5 separate regions of the Homo sapiens genome follow, and regions 1, 3, 4 and 5 are each linked to region 2. Evidence: chromatin contacts called from ENCODE Hi-C or POLR2A ChIA-PET data. All regions are on one chromosome and are shown on one strand. The core of a region is the stretch at or near the end of the contact, and the rest is flanking DNA. Distances in the headings are between cores, read along the strand shown.

What was found. Hi-C counts contacts between places; a loop is a spot of excess contacts on that map. ChIA-PET counts read pairs that join two places held with the same protein, here RNA polymerase II (POLR2A). Pooled maps may share reads with other maps.
Region 1: a loop to region 2 is called in a map of naive thymus-derived CD4-positive, alpha-beta T cell, with 25 times the contacts of the local background. The contact joins the promoter of ATG12 here to the promoter of CEP120 in region 2. A Hi-C loop is called at or near these places in 2 of 168 maps with a recorded cell type or tissue (CD4-positive, alpha-beta memory T cell and naive thymus-derived CD4-positive, alpha-beta T cell) and 7 of 50 pooled maps.
Region 3: a loop to region 2 is called in a map of CD8-positive, alpha-beta T cell, with 18 times the contacts of the local background. The contact joins the promoter of ISOC1 here to the promoter of CEP120 in region 2. A Hi-C loop is called at or near these places in 5 of 168 maps with a recorded cell type or tissue (B cell, CD4-positive, alpha-beta T cell, CD8-positive, alpha-beta T cell and 1 more) and 9 of 50 pooled maps. POLR2A ChIA-PET finds 5 or more read pairs at or near these places in 1 of 52 experiments (CD4-positive, alpha-beta T cell).
Region 4: a loop to region 2 is called in a pooled map, with 8 times the contacts of the local background. The contact joins the promoter of TMED7-TICAM2 here to the promoter of CEP120 in region 2. A Hi-C loop is called at or near these places in 2 of 50 pooled maps.
Region 5: a loop to region 2 is called in a map of CD8-positive, alpha-beta T cell, with 11 times the contacts of the local background. The contact joins the promoter of COMMD10 here to the promoter of CEP120 in region 2. A Hi-C loop is called at or near these places in 1 of 168 maps with a recorded cell type or tissue (CD8-positive, alpha-beta T cell) and 4 of 50 pooled maps. POLR2A ChIA-PET finds 5 or more read pairs at or near these places in 1 of 52 experiments (CD4-positive, alpha-beta T cell).

The regions. Positions count from the first base shown.
Region 1 is chr5:115,840,315-115,843,014 of GRCh38, forward strand. It overlaps ATG12 (autophagy related 12), which reads right to left and starts at 1,251. Exons shown (of 4, transcript NM_004707.4): 1 at 1,076-1,251. The coding sequence starts at 1,238. AP3S1 (adaptor related protein complex 3 subunit sigma 1) reads left to right here and starts at 1,621. Exons shown (of 6, transcript NM_001284.4): 1 at 1,621-1,792. The coding sequence starts at 1,724. RefSeq lists enhancers at 114-614, 618-1,519, 908-1,207, 1,218-1,267, 2,258-2,467 and silencers at 1,498-1,877, 1,978-2,167.
Region 2 is chr5:123,422,128-123,424,941 of GRCh38, forward strand. CEP120 (centrosomal protein 120) reads right to left here and starts at 1,276. Exons shown (of 20, transcript NM_001375405.1): 1 at 823-1,276. The coding sequence starts at 871. RefSeq lists an enhancer at 542-1,487 and a silencer at 817-976.
Region 3 is chr5:129,093,319-129,096,018 of GRCh38, forward strand. It overlaps ISOC1 (isochorismatase domain containing 1), which reads left to right and starts at 1,431. Exons shown (of 5, transcript NM_016048.2): 1 at 1,431-1,757. The coding sequence starts at 1,449. LOC124901060 (a long non-coding RNA gene) reads right to left here. Exons shown (of 2, transcript XR_007058926.1): 2 at 1-2,081. RefSeq lists a silencer at 1,049-1,828.
Region 4 is chr5:115,624,684-115,627,383 of GRCh38, forward strand. It overlaps TMED7-TICAM2 (TMED7-TICAM2 readthrough), which reads right to left and starts at 1,353. Exons shown (of 4, transcript NM_001164469.4): 1 at 918-1,353. The coding sequence starts at 1,109. TMED7 (transmembrane p24 trafficking protein 7) reads right to left here and starts at 1,353. Exons shown (of 3, transcript NM_181836.6): 1 at 918-1,353. The coding sequence starts at 1,109. RefSeq lists a silencer at 1,009-1,078 and an enhancer at 1,249-1,418.
Region 5 is chr5:116,083,632-116,086,331 of GRCh38, forward strand. It overlaps COMMD10 (COMM domain containing 10), which reads left to right and starts at 1,394. Exons shown (of 7, transcript NM_016144.4): 1 at 1,394-1,462. The coding sequence starts at 1,422. RefSeq lists enhancers at 1,188-1,347, 1,641-1,935.

The sequences.
Region 1 (2,700 bases), core at 1-2,500, 7.6 Mb before region 2:
GAGGCGGAGTTTCGCTCTTGTTGTCCAGGCTGGAGTGCAATGGCGAGACCTCCGCCCACTGCCACCTCCGCCTCGCGGGTTCAAGCGATTCTCCTGCCTCAGCCTCCCGAGTAGCTGGGATTACAGGCGCGCGCCACCACACCCATCTAACTTTTATATTTTTAGTAGAGATGGAGTCTTACCATGTTGGCCAGGCTGGTCTCGAACTCTTGACCTCAGGTGATCCACCCGCCTCAGCCTACCAAAGTGCTGGGATTACAGGAGTGAGCCACCGCGCCCGGCCAGAGACCACTGTCATCTTAAGACAGAACGGGGAAAACGTCTAAGGACGAAATCAGCCTCTCTGAATCGAGGATGCTTATATGCTGCTTTTCCCATAGGCAACTCTAACTCTAAACAGAGTGCTTTAGAACACGTAATTTTAGCAATCTCTTTTACAAAGGGAAACATTCTCAAGCAATAAAGGGTTGAGGATAGCTGACTCAAGCAATGAAATAACTCACAAAGGTTCCAAAATGTGTTTCTTAAAAAGGTAACATCTATGCCTTTAGCTTTCCCTTAGCAGTCTTCATTCTGCATAAGAATTTGGTTTTTGGTTTAAGGAGTGAATTCACAACCAACTGGGAGGGGGAAAAAAGCAAAAGCGAGTTAAGTTGGAAGGCATGAATTCTAATCCAGGCTTTGCCAATGACCACCCCTACCACCATAAAACATTACTCAAATAATTAGCTCCTGTGTTAAGTACCTGGAATTACCGAGACCCCCCTCCCCCCGCCCCACTCAGCTCCCTCCCTCCTTCAAAGAGCTCGCAGTCTGGCCAACTCAAAAAAATACAGTATAAAAATAAGTGTGGCAGCCAAGTATCAGGCCCTACACCGATAGACAGAGATGGTATTTTAACACTCAACTTAAAGGCCTTAAAAATCAAAAAGTACACTTCTTTTCTTCTGATGACTGGTCAAAATGCAGGTCTAGGACAGGCGCTCCTCTAAATTTTGCTTCTTTACTGGCCGCCACCCCTACTCGGATGCAATCTGAACCTCCCGCCTCTCTGCCCGGAAATAAATTCAGTTACTTTTTTTCTTGGTGTCGCCAGCAGGTTCCTCTGTTCCCGGGGAAACTGCAGCGGAAGACGGGGGCTCCGGGGTGGTTGTTTCTGGGGAGACATCCGTAAGTCCTTCCCCTCCAGCAGCAATTGAAGTAGGAAGCTGCAACACAGACTGCGGCTCCTCCGCCATCTTGCTTGGAGACACTCGAGAGCGGAAGTAGCGACTGAGCGCGTGCAGTGGGCGTGCTTTTCTCCAGGGAGCGTCGCAAAGGAGGCGCCGGAGTAGGGGGACGCAATTACACAGTGAAACTTGGTGTTCCCGGCTAGTCATTCAAATCGAAGCTGTCGCAGACCTCTGAACGTTAGTAACGCAACATGTGTTTCTCCGCGACTACAGACCTCGGGAGAGGAGCGGTGGGCAACGTGTCTGTGCTCGGTCGAATGCGCACACTCCAGTTAGGCCGCTGGCTCGGACCTAGAAATGTTTCCGCTTTCCTTAGTGCCTGCCCCGCCCAGGCCCCGCCCCTTGGGCCCCGCCCGACGGCTCGGGAGCGCGCGCGGTCGCGTGCGGGAGGGGGCGGGTGGGGAAGGATCGCAGGCGAGATTACGAGGCGAGGCTCGCGCGCCCGCCCCCGCCCTGGCCCCCAGTGCCCACCCGGTCGGCCCGGCACAGCCATGATCAAGGCGATCCTAATCTTCAACAACCACGGGAAGCCGCGGCTCTCCAAGTTCTACCAGCCCTACGTGAGTATCCAGCCGCCGCTGATCCGGGCGAGGGGGAGTCGTTGGCGACGGGCAGCGCCCAGCGCGGCTTTCTCAGAGCGACCCCCTCCGGCGCGCTGCGGCCCTTGTCCCGTCCCGGCCGCCTGGCGCTCGCCAGCTGTCAGCCTCCTGGTGGGTGTGGACAGGGTGCCCACCTCCCTGCCGCGCGGTCAGCCACCGACGTGGCTTTGCCCGGGCGGTTCCTCCGCCCGTCGGTGGGCTGCATGCTTTCCTGGCTGCGCGGGCGAGGCCCTGGAGACTTCCCGGGGCCCGGCCCTCGCCGATCGGGCAGCCGCAGCCCAGCCGCGCCGCGGAGCCCTGCGCCCAGTCCCCAAGAGCCCACCCCGCGCGGCTGCCTTCCTGCCGCCCGCGGCTGCAGTTAGCCCGGGAGGAGGAAGACGGCGTGGAACTCGTTCTTCTCGCCCCCCTCCGCCGACTCCCATCCTTTCCAGGTGGACTTCTTTCTGTTCTTTGGACAGATGGGCTACCGTTTTTCACTGTGGTCCTCTCATAGCACAGGAACTTTGGCTTCCTGCGTTTGATAACTGCACGTTCTGTACAGTCTCTCTTCTGCATGTTTCGATACGTGACAGACTGCCCAGTGTGACTTTCAGGTGTCTCCTTATTGAAAAGGAAGATATGTGAGGACCTAATATTTTTATCAGGCTTTTTACCAGCTGGCTGCAAATTATTTACCCTCGAAGTAACCGGCGACGTTTGTAGTTGACTGATTGGAGCTGTGGTTCTATACCTAAAAGTTATGATTTCAGCTTCTGGTTTGGCATTTTTCCACGTATGGGAATTTGCCCTCATTTATAGTTTTTTTCTATTTATGAAGAATAGTAGCATTTGTAGAACTTCTCTTTTAACGTGTAAATACTGTTTAGTAT
Region 2 (2,814 bases), core at 26-2,525:
AATTAAGCAAGGCAAAACGTGTCTTGCTTTTCCATACTTTAAGTGCTCCCTGCTCTTCTCTTTGCCTGGAATGCCCTTCCTTTTTTCACCTGACAAATTCCTAATCATCTGTAGGACCCCAAAAAATGCCACCTCCTCTAGTGAAACTTCCGCAGTTTCCTTAGACAGAGGTGGTCATTCATTAGGGTCTTCCACATCCTGATGAATTATTTGCTGACACACTCTCCTTGCTACATCCTTAGCTTTTTAGAATCAGGACTGTTTCATTCTTACATTCCCAGCACAGTGTCTGACACTCAATGAGTCCCAATAAACCAATGTCATTCATCCAAAACACACCTTTTAAGGAATGTATAATACACCCTCTTAAGAACTGTAGTCCCCTGAGTCCTCCAGCAAGACGTGTAAAGGGAATTGCCTCCGGAACACTTCTGGAATCGCAGGAAGCCTGTATTCAAGTCAAAGCTCTTACAAGTGCTATTATTGGGAACCGCTGATCAGAACGCGCTTCTCAGGACCACGTTCAGCTCATATATAAAAGCCATCGACGTGCTGCTTTGGATGAAAATCGTTTTCTCTAGATTCTCTGGGGCTACGGCTAGTCACGCTAAATATCACTTATCCCTAATAGCGCTCATATCCCTGGAGAGATTTTTAAATCAATTGCCTAACAGACCTCACTACGTACAACTTTGAACAAGTCTGTGGGGACCACAAAAGCACAGATGACAGGGTTCTTAAGGTTAACAAGGCCTCGGTCCCACACTAAGCTTTTAAAACTCGGGAGGCAGCAGTTGCAAAAGCAAGCCTCAGGCTGCTCACCTTCTAGGATGGACACGACGATGAGCAATTGGTCGGATTTGGAGACCATGGTTGCGGTGAGCGGTCCGGGGGCGAAGGCGGCTGGGGGGAAGTGAGGTCCAGTTGAGTCGCGGGTAATCCGGGACCCCCGGCGGGACCCCCACTGCCCGCCCCCGGTCCCTGATGCCCGGACCCCGCTCCGCAGCCAGGTCCCACCGCCGTCTGCTGCAGCGCGCCCGGCTCCTCTGCCTCGGGCCGCCAGCCCAGATCCTAACTGTGCCCCGACTCAAGGAAAAAGCCACGCTGCAGCCCTGCCAGTCTGCAAGCAGAGACAAGCCCGCCACCCGAGGACCTTTTGCCGCCTGCGTAGCCGCTTTTCAAACGCCCGGGCGGCCGCAGCGGCCGCCGCCGCGCCCAGCTTCCGCCTAGCAACCAGGCCCGCAGGCCCAGTGCCCAGGGGAGGTTGGAGGACAACGGGTGATAGAGACAGAGCAGTCAAGGCTAGAACGCCCGTCAGCGAGCTTCGCCTCCCGCCCTTTTACGCTCTGTTCCAGAGCCCTAAGGAGGACGCCTTCATTACCTCACAGCGCCCTCTGCTAGCCGGACGAGGAGAGGCGGGCGACTTGGTGTGGGACCAGCTGCGCAAGCGCACTACTGCTGTAAACGCTTCCTGAAGCTGCGTAGCCTTTAAGGAGCGTGAGTGTAGCGTATTACCTGCTTTATGCTTCAGCCACAACCTGAGAGTTATATTAGTGGGGATTAAAAAAACAAAAAAACCTAGCTTAGTTGACGTACCCAGTGTCAACACTGCTTAAAAAATTAAATCACAAAAAAATAATGACTTAAATCTAAACTCTAAAGTCCCTAAATCGTGCTCACGCGGCACCTCAAATTTCCGACCTTTGAAAACAAGTAGCTTCAATACGGTAATTACTGTACTTGTTAAAGCTGACGTAAACTCCCCGAGAATTTCCTGTCCCTTAGAAATTACCCCTAAAACAAAAACACTGTCACGTGGGCAATGAAATATAAAGGTTCTTCCACCCCCGATGACAAAGTTATTAGCAAACTCAAAACCAAAAATAAACAAGGCATTGAGGTGCTGTCTGCCGACCCTTTCCCCTTAACGTCTCCCAAATTCAGATTTAAGAAACGGTTCAAGACTTGTAAAGGGAACGGCCTCCTAAACACTACTCAAATTGCAAGAAGCATGTATTCAAGTCAAAGGCAAAGTTCTTTTGGAGGTTATCTAGCTTGAAACTTAAATAACCGAATTGGTTGGAGCGATCGTGGACACTATTAAGTTTGGGAAAAATTCTGCTTCGGAAAACAAAAGTAAATCATAATAAAATAAAGCTGCAGAGATAGCACTAGGTAGTGGACATAAGTGCGGCTTCTCCTATTACTTTCTGGTTTTGTAAATTGAGAAGTTGTTTTGAGAGCAAATATAATATCTCGCTGTTTTCTTTTTCTTCTATTGCTTCCTTGTTTTGGAAATTTAGAAGTTATTTTGAGAGCAAATAATATAATATCACTATTGTTTTCTTCTTCCTCTTCTTTATTCTTCCTTCTTTGCTTTCTGCCCAAAAGAAAAGGAGGAATATGTAGAGATTGGACTAATTACTTCTAAGGCCCTTTCAGGTCCTATCACAGGCATTCTTAAAATGAAGCACTATTCAATGTAAAATCAAAGTAATGATCTACTTTGGATTCATCATTGAACAATGCATTATTTTTGTGGAAGATGTCAAACATACTTTAAAGAAAGCAGAATGATATAATGAACCCCCAGTTACCCAGACCCCAGCTTCAACGATTATCAACTTAAGACCAATCATCTTCATCTGTTGTGTTATTTTTAAAGAAATCCCCAACATCACATCAATTCATCTTTTTGGATACGTACTTCTAAAAGATGAAGACTTTTTGGCCAGGTGTGGTAGTGGCTCACATCTGTAATCCCAGCACTTTGGGAGGCTGAGGTGGGCGGATCACTTGAGTCAGGAGTTCGAG
Region 3 (2,700 bases), core at 181-2,680, 5.7 Mb after region 2:
ATATCTGCATATAGAAGACCTTGCAATGGAGTGGTATCCGGAAAAAAATATCATTTTGGGTCTGACGGGTTCAGACAACACTTTTAAATGGGATCTCTCAAAGTGTGATGAGAACCAGAAAAAAATGGCTATTTCTAGTAGCTTCGGTACAATTGAGCAAGAAACACCAAAGGATGGTCTTTTCATAACTTTAAAGCAGTGTGGTTCTCAAGTAGGGGGTATATTTGCCCTCTGGGGAATATTTGGCAATGTCTGGAAACATTTTTGATTGCCATAACTAGAGGGAGGAGCGGTCACTAGGCATCTAGCGGGAGTAGAAGCCGGTGATGCTGCTAAATATCCTGCAAATGCACAAGATGCCCCATCCCCAAGAAAGAGAAATGTCCATTCCAGAAGTCAACAGTGTCAGTTGGGAAACCCTGCTTTAAAGGTTATTTTCTTAGAAGAGGACAGCTTTAATACCTAAAATCTAATTTTATGTTTAGGCCCATGCCTATCTTCGCAGGACTCAATTCCAAGGAAATTCTGTTCATAATGCATGCTTTCTAATTCCAGTTAATTATAGCGCCTTACAGTGTGCAGAAGGCAGAGGATTGTTTTATTTGAAAGTGATCCCTTTTACTTACTTAAAAACAGATATCCTTAGTTTCAATATAAAGTTCAGATTTTTGCTTTTAATAGTATTTATATTCCCAAATCCAAGTCCTCCCAGAAATAGGTTGAGATGAAGGGAGGCCAGATATCAAATCCATTCCTAGAGATATTGTGTTCTGTGGGACCGAAAAAAGACAAAACTTGAACCTTGACTGGCCCTCTAAGGATTAAATTCTGCTGCTCTTCTTAGGGTATCTATCGGACTGTCCCTTTGGTTGTAAGATACCACTGCCATCTCGAGGAGGACTGCATGCTTCTGCACAGAGCCAACAGGTAACTCGTCCTGGCGGCTCTGTGTACCCAACCACAACCCTAGACTGCCAAGAACACTGCTCATTCGAAGGCGAGCGAAGCCGCGAAGAGGGCCAGCGTTAGGGGAAGGGTGGTACAAACCCTTGTGTGAGCTGCAGCACCGGGGCAAGAACAACGGGCAGCCCAGGCGGGTCTTGGGTCTGCGAGACCACTAGGCGTTCTGCCGGCAGTCAGAACCGCGGCAGAAAGGGCGCGAGCGGGGAACTGCGGGAACGCAGCGGCCCGGGAAGCTGGAGGGGGCGGACCCGGCCGGCGAGCGCAGGCGCTCCCTGGCTCACGCGCGCACCCCGGCCCCACCACCCACCCTTACGCCGCGGCCCGCCCTCCGGGGCGGGTAAGAGAGCGCGCGAGCAGCGGTCGTCAGGACACGCCCCTTCGCCTCCGCGAGCTGGCGGGCGGGCTGGCATCGCCGGGAGGCGGGGCCGCGGCAGCCGGCTGGGTGCGACTGGGCGGCCTCGGAGCTCGCAGACGCTCGGGGGAACATGGCGGCTGCGGAGCCGGCGGTCCTTGCGCTCCCCAACAGCGGCGCCGGGGGCGCGGGGGCGCCGTCGGGCACAGTCCCGGTGCTCTTCTGTTTCTCAGTCTTCGCGCGACCCTCGTCGGTGCCACACGGGGCGGGCTACGAGCTGCTCATCCAGAAGTTCCTCAGCCTGTACGGCGACCAGATCGACATGCACCGCAAATTCGTGGTGCAGCTGTTCGCCGAGGAGTGGGGCCAGTACGTGGACTTGCCCAAGGGCTTCGCGGTGAGCGAGCGCTGCAAGGTGCGCCTCGTGCCGTTGCAGATCCAGGTGGGTCCTGCGGGAGGCCGCGCGCTTCCCTGTTCCCGAGTCGTCCCCGTCCCCGTCCCTGTCCCCGCCTTCGCCGCGCTCCTCAGGTGCCCCGAGCCGCCCGGGACCCGGGCCCTGCGCGAGTGGCTGAGTCCGAAGGGCTGCGCGTCTTTCGCAAGTTCCGGGGCCGGCTGGGGAATGCCCCTGTCCAAAGGTGATGGTCACCAGCTGTCCCCGGCGGGGGCGTGGGCCTCGTAGCTGGTTTCAGCGCCCGCGAACGCCCCCACGTGTGTGGTCCTCGGTCGCCCGCATCCGCTTTTTATGCCAGGATCAGGTCCCAGCCTCCTGCGTAACCAAAGGGCTGTGCTGTAGTAGCTGTTTTTATTTTGGGGTGATGGGTGATGCAGAATGGGGGGAAATGAGATTGTGGGGAGTATTGGTCTTAGGGTTTGTTCCTAGAGTTGTGTTAACCACTTGCGGAAACGCAAACTTTGGGAGTCAAACCCATTCCCCCCCGCCTTCCCAGGCTCTCAGGTCCTTGGGCTTAAGAGTTCCCTAACCTTAAGCAAATAACCATTTGCTTAGCCTCCTCTTAGTAAAGTGTCTACTGACTTGATTACGTTTTGTCGTCTGCATTGAAAAAGTCATTTGACTCCATGATTGTAATTCCTTCTTGAATACAAATACCCAACTTAAGCTAGACCTTGAGTTCCTGGGCCTGCTGGCTGGGAAAGTTGTTCTACCTGAGGACTACTTAACAGCATTTATTTTAAGCTGTGCTCTCATGCTAGGCGGGTTAATCTTCCGCCCTCTTTAGGATCAGATTGTTCACTGGCGAATTTATATTTTGGAAAGGAAAGAATATAAGGTATAATTTAGGTAGTACACTGTCGATATCATTTCTTTAGCTGAGAAACTGATAAGTCATTTTTTCAGAAGACCAAACTGAAATGTGGGATTCGGG
Region 4 (2,700 bases), core at 103-2,602, 7.8 Mb before region 2:
TGGCCCTGAAATTCTCAGTGTTCACTACTACCACAGGCTATTCCCCCTCCTCCCTTACCAAGGTGTTTATAGCTCATCCTTTAAAGTTCAGCTTAAAATAATTTTCCAAAGGAAGTCTTCCTTCATGGATCCTACTTACTGCTCTTAAGGCACAGTTCTGATGAATGAGCAGATACCAGTTAAGAAAAGCAGGGTGAGAGGGGAATCATGAATGATGGCAGTGACCCTATCTGTTTCGACCACTTCTGTACCACTGGCACCTAGTATTCAATAGCTACTCAAATGTTAAATGCGCCTACCAACCAAAATTGAAGCTCAGTAAAGACTGTTCTAACCAACCGAATAAACCACATTCTGTTAAAGTTTCTTTTTTATATAATCCCAAATATCAGAAGGGGCCTCTCATTTATCACAGCAATTCTTTCTACAACTCCCTTGGCAAATGGCCGTTCAACCTGTAATGGAGCTCTTCCAATGACAAGGACCGTATTAACCAACAGTCCTAATATTGGTAAAACTGAAAAGCAATGAAGTTAGACATTGGCAGCACTCCAAATCCAATTAAATTGGAGGTGTGGATTAGAGAGTAGAGGGTTGACACTGGGTACTACAGAGTATAAATGATTTTCTTTAAGGGAATCTTTTAAGGAAGAAAGTTCAATAGGCCTTAAAAATGAGATGGAAAGAAATGCTAAAGGGAGCATTTCTGGAATTCATATATTTTAACACCCGGTCTTAACATCTCTCACCCAAGGTTTATTAGAGGAAAGTCAAATGCTGGGCATCAGCTACCTAGAAGCGATTTTTGAATTAGCCTAAGAACGGGGAAACACGGACAGGAAAGTGCCATCCCTCAAGTTACACCCCCAATCCTGGAGCCGCGAGTTGGGGCCCAGGGACTGCTAGGCCCCTGATACCTGGAACTCCAGGGTGCACTTGGTGCCCTGAGCGATGTCCTCGTAGAAGCACTGCTTGGCGTTGTCAGGAAGCTCGAAGGTGATCTCAGAGGCGCCGCCGGGTCCAGGCACCAGTAGCAGCAGTGCGAGCAGCCTGCACCCCCAACGGCCCGCGACGGCCGCCCAGCGCTGCGCGGACCCCGGCCGCGGCATCCCGAGAAGGCGGCGGCGGCCTCAACCGAGCTGCGAGACGCAGGGTCAGGTCTGCGCGGACTCACCGCGCGCGGCAGGCCTCAGCGCAGGCCACCCCGCAAAGATACACAGCAGAGCAGGTTCACGCCTGTGGGAGATTCGGGATCAGAGCGACCCTCCGGCTTCCTGTGAGGGGCGCAGACGGGCGGACCTGGGGAGGTAAAAGAGAAGCGGAAAAGGCCTGAGAGGGTCGGAAGTGGGGATTAGCCTTTCGGGGGGTGAAGGGGCGGAGCCTGAGACACCGGCTCCCGTGACCCGGATGCGTTCTTCTCCGGGAACACGCGTTGGAGTGCGTACGTGGAAGCCCGCGAGGCGTTGGCTCTGCCTCCGTTGCAGCCTGGGACGAGGGGCGGGGCCAGAGTCGTGGGCGGAGAGGGGCGAGACCAGGAAACGGGGCGTGGCGGCCGCCGTGGTTACAGGCGGTTGGCGAGGGTAATTACGCTCCAATCACTGGCTTTTTTTGTTGTTTTTTTTTTTTTTTTTTTGAGACAAGAGTCTCGCCCTGTCACCCAGGCTGGAGTGCAGTGGCGCGATCTGCGCTCACTGCAACCTCCGCTGGGAACTTAGCGCTGGGGAGCATCTAGGGAGTGGTAAAGGGCTCATTTTGCCCTAGGGTGCTAATCGTTGGTGGTAGAGCGCTTTGCAATTTGCGGAGTTTTCTCATAAGTAATAATAAATATTTGGGGGAAGCAGCTGGGCAAGGAGCGCGAATTCTAAGAGCAGACTGCAGGAGTGCTTAATCCCTGCTTTGCCACGTACTGGCTGTGTGACGTCCGGCCACTTGCTTAAATTCTCTGCCTCAGTGTGTATCTGTAGAATGGAGATAATAGCACCTACCATAGAGAATTATTACAAAGTACCAATATTTGGAAAAAGTACCTAGAAGTGGTTGGTACATAGCAAGCACTAGATGAACTTTTGTTAAATTAAACGTCACAGTGCAATCAATACATTACATACCACAAGATAGGCAAAAATTTTAAGTGTAACAATAACAGATATTGGTCGACTTATAGAGCCACAAAACCTCTTATACACTGCTAGTGAAAAAGTAAATTGGTTAATCAAGTTGGAAAACAATGTGCCATTATCTAATAAAGTAGAATATATGTATACACACACAGAACACACACACCTATATACAGTGTGTGTGTGTGTGTGTGTATATATGTATATATATATATATATATATAGCCTGGAATATGTAGCCACAGCCTGGAAATTCCATTTTACATATATTTATGGAGTATATGCTTTAGAGCAGTGGTTCTCAAGTGTTGCTCTGAAGTCCCCAGAAGCCTCCTGAAACCCTTTCAGAGGGTATGTAATGATCTGTATGAAGCTGGATTTTCATTATATATTTCAACCAAAACAGCATAACAGATTGAATATCAAAGGAAATGAGCACCCAGCTTCTTCCTTAAATCTAGATATGAAAGATTTACAAAAATAAGGTCACTCTTCTTGCTAAATTTTTATTTCGAAAATATTTTTATTAAAAGATGTGTTATTTATGTAAATGTGTGCAGTGAGTTGAATTGTGTCCCCCTAA
Region 5 (2,700 bases), core at 144-2,643, 7.3 Mb before region 2:
TAACTAATCCATCCACTATCTTTTAATTCACCAATGCCTTTTTAGTACCACAGGATTTTACTGCTTTCTATAGATTATTGCAGTAGTTTCCAGGTAGCTCTCCTGCTTACCTCTTTCCATTTCAATCATCATTCTGCTGACAGCAACCTTCAAAAATCCAACTCCCACTGCAAAATTTCTTTGGTTCAAAACATTTAATGGATAGAAAAAACATTTAATGCTTACCCATTTCTCACCAGATTAAGTGCACATGCCACAACCAGTCATTAAAGGCTTTTTCTAGTCTAAATTCCTGTTCTTCAAACGTCAAACCGCCCTTCTACTCTACTGACCTGAAACACACAGCCTCACCCTCCACATCTCTGCAGACCCACCGCATTTGCCACCTGCCCTAGGGAGCTTTTCCTGATCTTACCTCGGATGCCTTTCACTGCTCCCACATCTGAATTCCTTTAACTCACTCCATGTTTTTCTCAAAGGCAGACCAAGGTATTTATGCAAACATGGTGTCTCCCTAGTCTTGGGTGAGGTCTTTGACATCACTCACTGCAGCGATTCATCTCCCCTACTCTGCACTGTCAGACTCTAAAGAAGGGTGCAACAAATACTTGTCCATTTAGACTGCCGGCAAACCCTGAGGGCAGGAATTTTGGCCTTTTGTATCTCCAGTGCCTAGAACAGTGCTTGGTACACAGTAGGCACTCATTCATTGAACGTTGCTGAAGGAATTGAACGTACATACTACAAGCCCTGCAGATGCAGATACAGGAGGGGTTGACGGCACAGTGCTTAGGGTGGAACTGGAGGCACCACCTCTCCTGAGGGGTGATGCGCCGCTTCCTGGGCAGGCTCGGGGGAGCTCGCTCAAATGCCTGCCTCTCTGTAGCCCAAACGCTGGAAAAAAAAATACTCACAAATCACCTATCCAAGTATGTACACACAGGCTCACTTAAACCCGCCCTATTAAAAAAATATACACACGCACACACCATTTATCCAAGTATGTATACACGGGCTTGCTTAAACCTGCCCTATTAAAAATAATAATGTATATATTTATGCACGAACATACACACATATATCTATACAGGTCTGTACATAGACTTGCTTAAACCTGCCCTATTAAATACAGACACACACCCCTATCCAGGTATGTACATACATATATAATATATAAATATAAAGACATATATATGCACAGACTTAACTCCAACACGATTGGAGTGTCGGGAGGGCAACTGGGCTGCCCTCTCCGCCCTCCAGGACTGCGGGACAAGTCTCCCGGCGCCCGGGTCGCAGGAGACCCGGAGCCCTAAAACGGCCCCTGCGCGGCTTGGGCCTTCCGGCTTTCCGTCCGCCGCGGCCGCCATTGGCTGGGTTCGGCGCAGCTAACAGACGGCGGCAGTGCGAGAAAGCCGAAGATGGCGGTCCCCGCGGCGCTGATCCTACGGGAGAGCCCCAGGTAGCTGATCCGTTAAGCTCTTGCGGTAGCCGCGCCCAGGAAGGCCCAGATCGGGCTCGCACAAGGCTGTCCTTGCTGCCTGCCGCCTGGGCGCCGCGGCGGGCCCGGTTGAGTGGGGTGGGGTGGGGTGGGCTGCCGAGGTTGCGACGCTGCGTCTGCGGAGTGCGTGGGGCCGTGTAGCGCCTCTACAGTCACGGTGGTCCACCTGTGGGGCTCACAGTGCGCCTGGCAGCTGAGGTCTGTACGGAAGCGTGTGGTCTGCAAGCGTGGGGTCTGCGTCACTGTTCGCGGAGTTTGGTATCAGAAGTTCCCGGGTGCTGCCTTCAGTGCTGCCGAATCACGTGGAACGGTATTCCGTTTCCGATTTCAGTTCCGGTTCAGACACTCTGGTGGGAAAGGCTCACGCTGCTGCTGGAGGGTCTTTAATAGCCAACATGTGTTAATACCCCTTTTAAATCAGTATCGAATAGGGGACCGAATTTTTGGTTGGTAGAAGAATCTAGCCTGGCTTTGGTAGCATTTGCTTTTATTTGCATTTTAAACAGATTTTTAGTTAATTTCTACTTATGGTAGATAAAGTTGGTTGTCCATGGTAGTGATATAAAGCTCCCCTTTAACATTATTTAAGTAAAAAAAGACTCAATTTGTGAAAAAATAAGCAATAGTGCAGGTAGCGTGTGGATACAGAAAAAGTACTGAAGTATATAGGCAAAATAGTGTTCGGAAGTAATTTCTTTGTGCTTGGATTGGGTAGAAATCTTTCAGAAGAAAAGAGTTATTTTAAAGTTTTTCCTTCTTTCTGGATTCCTTTTGTTACCAGTGGAGGGTGTCCAGGTTCTTGGCGTCTTGAACAAAGAACTGGAGAAGACGCACAAAGAAAGCGAGGAAAGAATGAAGAAGACATTTATTGAAAATGAAACTACCCTCCACAGTGTGGGAGCTGCTTGAGCATAGGGGCTGAAGGGCCCCTACAGAATTTTTGGGAATTTAAATACCCTCTAGAGGATTCCATTGGTTACTTGGTGTACTCCCTATGTAAATGAAGAGGATGAAGTAAAGTTACAAAGTCATTTTCTCCGCCTATGCCATATGGAGAGGACATTTCTTGTCATAGCTGAAGTGGGAATCAGCTTTATGTTCCCAGCCTCCTGACCCTATTTTCCTGCCTCACTTTGGTTCTGATCGCCAGTTTCTTTCCTCATACCAGTGTCTTGGGGAACACCGCTACATCAGTAAAC